Linked DNA regions of Homo sapiens: region 1 is linked to region 2. A link is an interaction called in ENCODE POLR2A ChIA-PET data of the cell type or tissue named here. Cell type or tissue: CD4-positive, alpha-beta T cell. All regions are shown on one strand. Links, peaks and the distances in the headings refer to the core of each region. The heading gives the core; the rest is flanking DNA. Region 1 holds the start of LOC124905188 (a long non-coding RNA gene). Region 2 holds the start of CACNA1F (calcium voltage-gated channel subunit alpha1 F).

Region 1 (4,385 bases), core at 174-4,173, 74 kb after region 2:
CACACATACAGATATATGTTTACTGTTATTAATGCTGAATTGTTTCGATAAATTTTCAGGTGTTATGACCCTTTACACCAAGTACTTGAGGGTGTGTACATCATCAGAACAAAGAAAAAGTAATTCCTTGGTCATCACTGCAGAAAAATCAAAATCAGGAAATTTAACAATGAGAAAATGCAGTCATTTATTACACAGTGTATACTCAAATTTCGCCAGTTCTCCAGACAATTTCTTTTTTCCTTTTTTTTTTTTTCCTTTGTTGAGACGGAGTCTCTCTCTGTTGCCCAGGTTGGAGTGCAGTAGTGCAATCTTGGCTCACTGCAACCTACACCTCCCAGGTTGAAGGGATTCTCTTGCCTCAGCCTCCCATGTAGCTAGGACTACAGGGCCTGGCCACCGTGCCTGAGTAATGTTTCCTTTTTTTTGTTTGTTTGTATTTTTAGTAGAGATAGGGTTCGCCCTGTTGTCCAGGCTGGTCTTGAACTTCTGACCTCACCTGATCTGCCCACCTTGGCATCCCAAAATGTTTGGATTACAGTTGTGATGGAACAGGAATTAAAAGAAATTAAAGAATGTGTAAGCAAAAACTCAGTTGTATGTAAGAAAACCCAATTTCCCCTGAGGAAGAGAAAGAGCTGGAGTCCTTTAAAATTAACTGCCTGTTTTTCCTTCTGTGGCTAGTGAGTCTTATCTCTCCCTTTCCGAGGCATTGTGAAGACCCTGTTTCTCTAGTTGTGCAGCTGCAAGGTCACTAGACAGATAATCTCAAGTGGTAAAACATGTTGTTCCTTGAAAAGTAAGAAATAATGTAATGCATGTTTCAATTGAGTAACTGTATTTGTTTCCCACTTCTGTAATATGCTTCCCCTGCACAGATCTCCCCCTGCCCCACGAAATGCTTAAAAGATAGCTTGACTCTTTGTTTGGGGCTCAGTCCTTTGGATGTTAATCTGACTAGGTCGGTGCATCTAAATAATTAAATAATTCCTCCTCAACCCCTCGGTCTCTCTGATTCCTTAATTATCCTGCAGCATTTCTGGTGACCCGGACAGGGATTGGAGATGGCAGATTTACTGTCTCCTTTGTCTGTGGGACTAGAGCCCCACGGCCAGGGGAGACCTGGTATCCAAGGCGTGCCGTAGGGGAGCTTCACCTGGATGGAGACTGGCTCTCCCGGCATCCCAGTGGCCTAGCTGGCTGCACAACGGAACTGGAGACGGGGCTGCAGCATGATACCAGCACTTCAGGTACCACAGTAAGGAGAAAGGGCCCAAGGCAGGAAAGCCCATCCCATAGGGATGAAGGGGAGCTTGATCACCTCCCGGGGACCGACCACTAATCCAACCCAGAGTGGCTGGGGGGCAGCAGGAGTGGCCTGCCAATTTGGATGAACCTCATGTCCCCCTAATAAAGTGAAAGTGGCTCAGTGGTGGAGAAAATGGGCCAATAGAGTGGCAAGTGCAGCAAGGAAGAGCTTGCTGGCAGGGTGCAAGAGTGGCTTGCCAGCCCAACTGGGAGTGTGTGGGTGTGTGTGTGGACCTACCCAGGACATGAGAGAGGCTCGTTTCGTCTGATGAGGAGTCCTGGGGTAGGAGTGGTGTGTAGGTGTGTGAATGTGGGAGCCTAACTAGGCTCACCCAGGACACGGGAGAGGCCCGTTTTGTCCGATGAGGAGTCCTGGGGCAGGGGACATGTGTGAAAGTGTGTGAAAGAGACGGTCTCGGGAGAGGCCAATGCGGGGAGTGACGTGGGGAAGCACAGATCCCTTAGCGTGGGCTGTGTGCTCTGAGGCAAGTGCGGGGGAAATCAGACCTAGGACGTTGTGTACAGCTGATAGGACCAGCTCCATGGCCACAGCAGGCTGTGAGAGGGGAAGGCACGTTCCTGGCTAAGCAGCCTCTGAAACTCCCATAATAGGACCCAGTCTAGTGGACCCGAGAGTGAAAGTGAGAGTGAAAGTGCGCCACAAGGGAGGAAATGGGAGGAAAAGTGTTGAAACCAACTCCTTTGGAGTGCATGATGAAAAAATTTAAAAAAAGATTTAGAGGTGATTATGGGATGAAACTGGATGCTCAAAAGTTAAGGACATACTGTGAATTAGAATAGCCCTCTTTTAGTGTCAGATGGCGGGCCGAAGGCACTACAGAGAAATTGGCCATGTGTTTTAAGGTGGTGACTAGGGTCAGAGGACAGCCAGGGCATTCAGACCTAGTCTTTACATTGATGACTAAATGAATGCAGCCCTGCCTAGCAGTTTATTGTAGAATGCTCGCAGCTCATGCCAAGAGAAACCAGCTGCTCTGACGGCTACAGAGTTAAAGGGAAAGTCACAGAGGCTTGTAACTCCAAAAGTAAAAAGTGAAAAGTAAAAGCCAAAAGTGAAAGTAAAAATCAGCTGCCCTGGCAGCTATGGAAACAAAAGAAAAGTCTGAGGAAGGAGAAAACTGGTTTTGCAAGAACCACAGGAGGGAATAGAGACCCCTCCTCCCTACATTCCAATCTACCCCCCTTTACTAAGGCTAACTGCCCCTAAGGAGTTAAGTTCAAAGAGATACAGGCTCCCAGTCTCACAGAAGGAGAAATCAGAGCTCCAGGAAGTTAAAGTGAAAAGCTAGAAAAGTCAGGTAGGCCGTCTCAGGTCTGGCCATGCCGAAGTTATGCTTACGCCTCTTACGAGGACAAAAGGACCCCCACTAGGACCCAGATGATGCAGTCTGGCTTCAACACCTACGAAGGTGCCGAGAAACACTTCTGCAAAAGCTAAAGGATAGTAAAAGAAAAAGACAACCAATATAAAAAATCTCAGAGGTGCTCCAGGGTGCAGATAAAAGCACCAGCCAGTTTTAAGAAAGACTTTGTGAGGCATTTTGGGTGTACACTCCGTTTAACCCCAAGGCTGCTGAAAATCAGTGCATGGTGAATACAACATTTGTAAGTCAGGGCCAAGGAGATATTAGGCATAAATTGCAGAAGTTAGAAGCTCCGTAGGTGTGAATGCTACTCAGCTTATTAAAGTGGCTACCAAGGTGTACATTAACTGAGATCAGGAGGCAAAGAAGAAAGCTGATCGGAGGCTTAAGAAAGGCTAATTTACTAGCAGCAGCCCTTACAGGAAGAGAAGCTGGCTCTTTGCAAGGAGACATGGACGCGGGTGTGAACGCAGTCATGGAAAAGGCTAGTCTGGACAGGAGTTTGAAAGCCGGCCGAGGCTAGAGAGAGATTAATGTGCACGGTGCAAAAGGAAAGGACACTAGAAGGATAAATGTCAAAAGAGTAAGGAGAATGGTCAATGGCCTAACACCCAAGAGCGGCGTTCGGTTGCTAGTTGTGGTGCTTCCGAGGCAGATCCTGATCTGATCGGCTTAGCGGGGGGCCGAGAATTTAGCAGACTGAGACAGACCGGGCTCCATCCTTTTAGGCCCCGGGGAGCCTATGGTCTCTATGGAAGTAGGGGGCCGATCAATGGATTTTTTTGGTCGATATTGGTGCTGATTTCTCTGTGGTAACCCACCCGATTAGCCCCCCCCCACAAAGAACTGTGCTACTATCGTAGGGGGTACAGGGGCCAAAGAAAAGAGACCCTTTTGCAAATCCAGGAGATGTATTATTAGGGGACAAGAAGTGCAGCATGAGTTTCTATATATGCCAAATTGTCGAGTGCCCTTGTTAGGAAGAGACTTACTCCAGAAACTGCAGGCACAAATTTCCTTTACACCTAAAGGGAATATGACACTGGAGTTTGGAAAGTCTAAGGCAATGGTATTGACTCTAACTGTCACAAAGGCTGAGGAATGGCGGCTCTGTGAACTGTGTGCCAGAAGGCTACCGGAGCCAGACCTACACAATAAGTGGGGAATGCTTTTCAAGGAACCAGGTGTATAGGCTGAGGACAACCCCCCTGGACTTGCTGCAAACAGACCCCTGGTGGTAGTAGAGCTTAACCCTCATGCTGCCCTGGTACGAGTCCGTCAATATCCCTACCCAGAGAGGCAATTGATGGCATAACAAAACATTTAAATCGGCTGTATGAACATAGGATTATAGTGAAATGCAAGTCCTTCTGGAATACTCCTCTGCTGCCTGTGCGCAAGCCAAATGGTGAATACAGGCCAGTTTACAAAGTGTCCAGGGACAAGGCAAAAGTCTGTTTTCGGGAGGTTGGATATCTAGGATTCATGGTATCCCAAGGCCAGCGCAGGCTTGGAAGTGCATGCAAGGAGGCTGTATGTGCATTGCCCACCCCAGTTTCAAGGCAGCAGGTCAAGAAATTTCTGGGTGCAGTGGGATTCTGCCGAATCTGGATTCCAAACTTCTCCCTTACAGCAAGGCCCTTATATGAGGCTACCAAAGGAAAAGAAAGAGAGCCCCTCGTATAGGAAAAG
Region 2 (4,319 bases), core at 320-4,319:
TTTTAAAGGGTCTGTGCACTTTCTGGAAAGTCAGAGACTGCAATCACTAACAGTATTGACATCCCGGGGTTGAGGTTGAGGTTAGGTCACTTTAGGTCTGTATCTGGGGTGGGGTTTAGACTCTAACAGGGGTTTGCCTTCTGGCTGGTAGAGTTTGTGTTAGGTTTCAGGTGGGCGTTTGGATAGGGGTCAGAGCCAGGATTGAGGTTGGGTTTCCTTTGGGAACTAAGGCTGTGGATGAGGCTGAGAGGCCATGGGGGGTGGTGTCTGGGTCAGGCTGAGCGTTAGGGCTCTGGTGGCAGAGAGGCTGTTTGGGGCTGGCTGGGATGGGGAACAGGGTGATGTGGTTCTTGTCCCCTAGAGGCTCTCTGGGGGTGGGGTCTGGGTGGGCAATGGGTGGGTCAGAGGGGCTCTACCTTGCTCCAAGGGTCTGCAGGGATGGAAGGATTCTCTCACCTTTCCCGCCTTCAGATTCCGACATCTTTCTTTCGAGATTGAAGGGCCATCTGCACACAACCCCCCTCTCTTCCCCCAGCTTTGGAGGGATTAAGGCCGCAGGGCGGGGCAATAACAGTGTTGTATGGGAGGGTGGCGGTGGGGGTGCAAATGGGACGTTTGTGGGCCAGAGCCTGGCAACAGATGAAATATTTACCAAATATATACCTGCAGCAAACAGTCAAACTAAAATAAGAAAAACGATGTCATTTTCCAGTAGTATATGGAATTCGAAGTATGTAGGAAAAACCTAATATATGTGCAATATCTCTATGGAAAAAAGATCAAATATTATCAATTATTATTATTTTTAGAGACAGGGTCTTGCTCTGTCACCCAGGCTGGAGTGCAGTGGCGTGATCATAGCTCACAGTAGCGTTGAATTCCTGTGCTCAAGTGATCCTCTGACCTCAGCCTCTGTAGCTGGGACTGCAGGTGTGCACTACCATGCCCAACTATTTTTTTTTTAAATTTTGGGTTGCTTCGAACTTTATTTGAGAACAACAGAAGATAAACCTATCAAAAGAACACACAGGTGGGTGCGGGGGCACGGCTAGTGGCGGCGGCCGGGGTGGGCATCCGGGCTAAGGCTTTTACTTGGCTGCAGACTGGTCGGATTTCGCAGCTCCTAGGCCCCCAAGCTGGGCCCGTGACTCCAAGGTGATCTCGTTGGACTGCGTGGCTAGCTTGGGCATGGGGGCCTCCACGGTCAGTGTGCCCTCAGGGGACAGGGAGGAGGAGACCTTGGTGGGGTCCACACCGGGGGGCAGCGTGTATTTCCGGGTGAAGCATCGGGAGATGTAGCCATGCTCGTCCTGCCGCTCCTCGTGCTTGCTGGTGATCTCCACCATGCCATCCTTGGTCTTGACCGTCAGCTCGTCGGAGGCGAAGTAGTTGATGTCCAGGGATACGCGCCAGCGGTCCGCTGTGGGCCGATTCTCCGAGACCCCGCCGCTGAGCTGCCGGCTGAGCGCGTAGCTGTAGGCGGGCGCGGCCACCGCGGGGCTCTCGACCGCGGCGGGGGCAGGGGACGCACGTAGCGGGGCCAGCAGCTGGTGCCCAACCACTGCGACCAGCCCGAAGGCCTGGTCAAAGAGGCGACTGTGCGGGTACCAGTCGCGGAAGGGGTCCCAGCTGGGGTCCCGCAGGAGCGAGAAGGGGACGCGGCGCTCGGTCATGCTGGCTGGCTCTGCTGGGGACGTCTGCTTGGACAAGTGTCAATTTTTTTTTTTTTTTTAAGAGATGGTGTATTGCTGTATTGCCCATGCCGGTCTCAAACTCCTGACCTCAAGCGATCCTCCCGCCTTGGCCTCCAAAACTGCTGGGATTGCAGGTGCGCGTCGGCTGTTCAAGAAATGGTTACATAGATTTCTTTTGCTTTATTTATTTATTTAGAGACGGAGTCTCGCTCTGTTGCCCAGGCTGGAGTGTAATGGCGCAATCTCAGCTCACTGCCACCTTCGCTTCCCCAGTTCAAGTGATTCTCCTGCCTAAGCCTCCCGAGTAGCTGGGACTACAGGCATGTGCCACCATGCCTGGCTAATTTTTCTCATTTTAGTAGAGAGGGGGTTTCACCATGTTGGCCAGGCTGGTCTCGAACTCCTGACCTCAGGTGATCCACCCGACTCGGCCTCCCAAAGTGCTGGGATTACAGGCGTGAGCCACTGCACCCAGCCGGTTACATAGATATTTGCTGTGTAATTATTCTTTGGAGTGTACAAATGTGTATCATATTAAAGCATTTATTGAATGCATGGACACTAGTAACTATAACTTACATAGTGCTTTCTTATCTTATGTGTCAGGCACATAGTACAACGTGCTTTATATAAATTAATTCTGTTTTAATCCTAAAAAGCAGGTACTGTCAATAGTCCCATTTTACAGATGAGGAGACTAAGACACAGGGAAGTAGTCGCTTTGTGTTAAAATTCTGCCCTTAATGTGTACACTTTTATAGCCTAGAAGATGAATGCCGCCTTAAACGAATGAGTCAGGAAGCCCCTTTCTGTCCGGCCCCTCCACTCCCCACCACACGGGTTGTTCCTTTTTCCCTTGGAAGAGCCCACTGGACTGCAGGTGGAAGAACTACAGTTCCCAGCAGCTATTGCAAGCTCAACCTCCGTGCACACTCACCCCAGGCCTCACATCCGGCATGCGCCGTGCTCGCTCACAGAACTACACTTTCCAACTCTCCCCACACGACCCGTGACACTCTGTGGACCGCGAGCACGGAGCAGGGTTTCTACAGCTGCTCCCCACTTTCTCGGACCCGGTCCTGGACCCAGCCCCCGACTCCGACACGGCTCCACCATGGAGGAGGCGGACCGAATCCTCATCCATTCGCTGCGCCAGGCCGGCACGTAAGGACAGAGCCCCCGCCCACCCCCGAAGCCCACATCCGGGACTCTAAAGCCCAGGACCCCGTTTCCCGGGAACCTTAAAACCCGGGATCCTGACATTCAGGGCTCCAACTCCAGGATCCTAAGACCCTCACCCCCTTACACACACACACACACACACACACACACACACACACACGCACACACACACCGCCCTCCCTGACACCGACATCAGAGGCCTCCCAAATCCTTTAACCATGATATTTGGTACACCCAAAGCTCTGGGACCCAGACACCTTGAGACGTTACAACCTTGAAACCTCAAGACCCGGAACCCTGTAATCTGGGGAATCTTAACATCAGTTCCCTGAGACCCTGTTATCTGGAGACCCTAAGACACCTGTGCCCTAAGAACCAGGGAGCGTAAAACCCCAGGACCCTGGCACTCGGGGACTCCAAAAAATCCCTGGACCAGATACTTGGGATCCTTCAAACTCCAGTTCCCCAAACACCTGGGGCTTAAAAAAACCCAGGATTCTTTTTTTTTTTTTTCCTTTTCCGAGATGGAGTCTCGCTCTGTCGCCTAGGCTGGAGTGCAGTGGGGTGATCTCAGCTCACTGCAGCCTCCGCCTCCCAGGTTCAAGTGATTCTCCTGCCTCAGCCTCCCAAGTAGCTGGTATTACAGCCGTGCGCCACCTTGCCCGGCTAATTTTTGTATTTTTAGCAGAGACAGGGTTTCACCATGTTGGTCAGGCTGGTCTCCAACTCCTGACCTCAAGTGATCTGCCCGCCTCCGCCTCCCAAAGTGCTGGGATTACAGGTGTGAGCCACCACGCCCAGCCAAAAAAACCCAGAATTCTAAAATCTGACATCAGCATTTGGTCACCCTGACGCACGAAGACTCCTCCGTTCAGAGGCCCTAAAAACCCAGGATGCCAACATCTAGGGAGTCTGATTTTTGTATTGCTTGAAACTAGGTGGTCTTGATATTCAGGGATCTTGATACCCAGGGACCCTGACATTTGGAACTTCTGAAAACAGCAGCCTCCTAAAATCTAGTCTTCTCAAAACTCTAGCAGCTCAATATGTATGCAAAGAACATACTATCTGGGAACCAAGAAACCCAGAGATTGTGCCACCTGGACCCTTTCACCTTCCCAGACTCCCAAATTTTGATATTTTTCTAAACTGAGTTCTCTTCCACCCACCATTCTCCTACTCCAAGATCTTAGGACTTGAGGATTTCCCTAGTTCCTGGTTTTCCAAATGGAAGTCACAGTCACCAACATCCAGGATCTGTCTGAACTGTAGGCATCCTCCCTGCCCCGACCCTGGTACTAGTGTTTCCAAAAGGCTGCAGGGCTCAGCCTGATCCCTGTTGCCTGACTATTCCTGCGATCAAGCTGGTCCCCTTCTTCAGGGCAGTTCCTCCAGATGTGCAGACCTTGCGCGCCTTCACCACTGAGCTGGTTGTAGAGGCTG

What was found. ChIA-PET counts read pairs that join two places held together with the same protein. Peaks named below come from ENCODE experiments on the same cell type or tissue, not always from the same donor. Only the 100,000 strongest peaks of a DNase experiment are listed, where the experiment ranks them.
Region 1: POLR2A ChIA-PET joins it to region 2 with 6 read pairs; 5 of 35 experiments call an interaction of 5 or more read pairs at or near these places.

What each region holds. Positions count from the first base shown.
Region 1 is chrX:49,307,233-49,311,617 of GRCh38, forward strand. The region is part of intron 3 of GAGE10 (G antigen 10); the gene reads left to right. LOC124905188 (a long non-coding RNA gene) reads left to right here and starts at 613. Exons shown (of 3, transcript XR_007068231.1): 1 at 613-1,250. In CD4-positive, alpha-beta T cell, for the core only: no CTCF peak of the experiment used is centred there; DNase peaks (open chromatin) are centred at 1,879 and 2,299; H3K4me3 peaks cover 1,468 bases; H3K27ac peaks cover 1,777 bases.
Region 2 is chrX:49,232,829-49,237,147 of GRCh38, forward strand. It overlaps CACNA1F (calcium voltage-gated channel subunit alpha1 F), which reads right to left and starts at 512. Exons shown (of 48, transcript NM_001256789.3): 1 at 457-512. The coding sequence starts at 481. It overlaps CCDC22 (CCC complex scaffolding subunit CCDC22), which reads left to right and starts at 2,642. Exons shown (of 17, transcript NM_014008.5): 1 at 2,642-2,858; 2 at 4,258-4,319. The coding sequence starts at 2,809. It also overlaps the pseudogene HSPB1P2. In CD4-positive, alpha-beta T cell, for the core only: no CTCF peak of the experiment used is centred there; a DNase peak (open chromatin) is centred at 2,653; H3K4me3 peaks cover 1,198 bases; H3K27ac peaks cover 954 bases.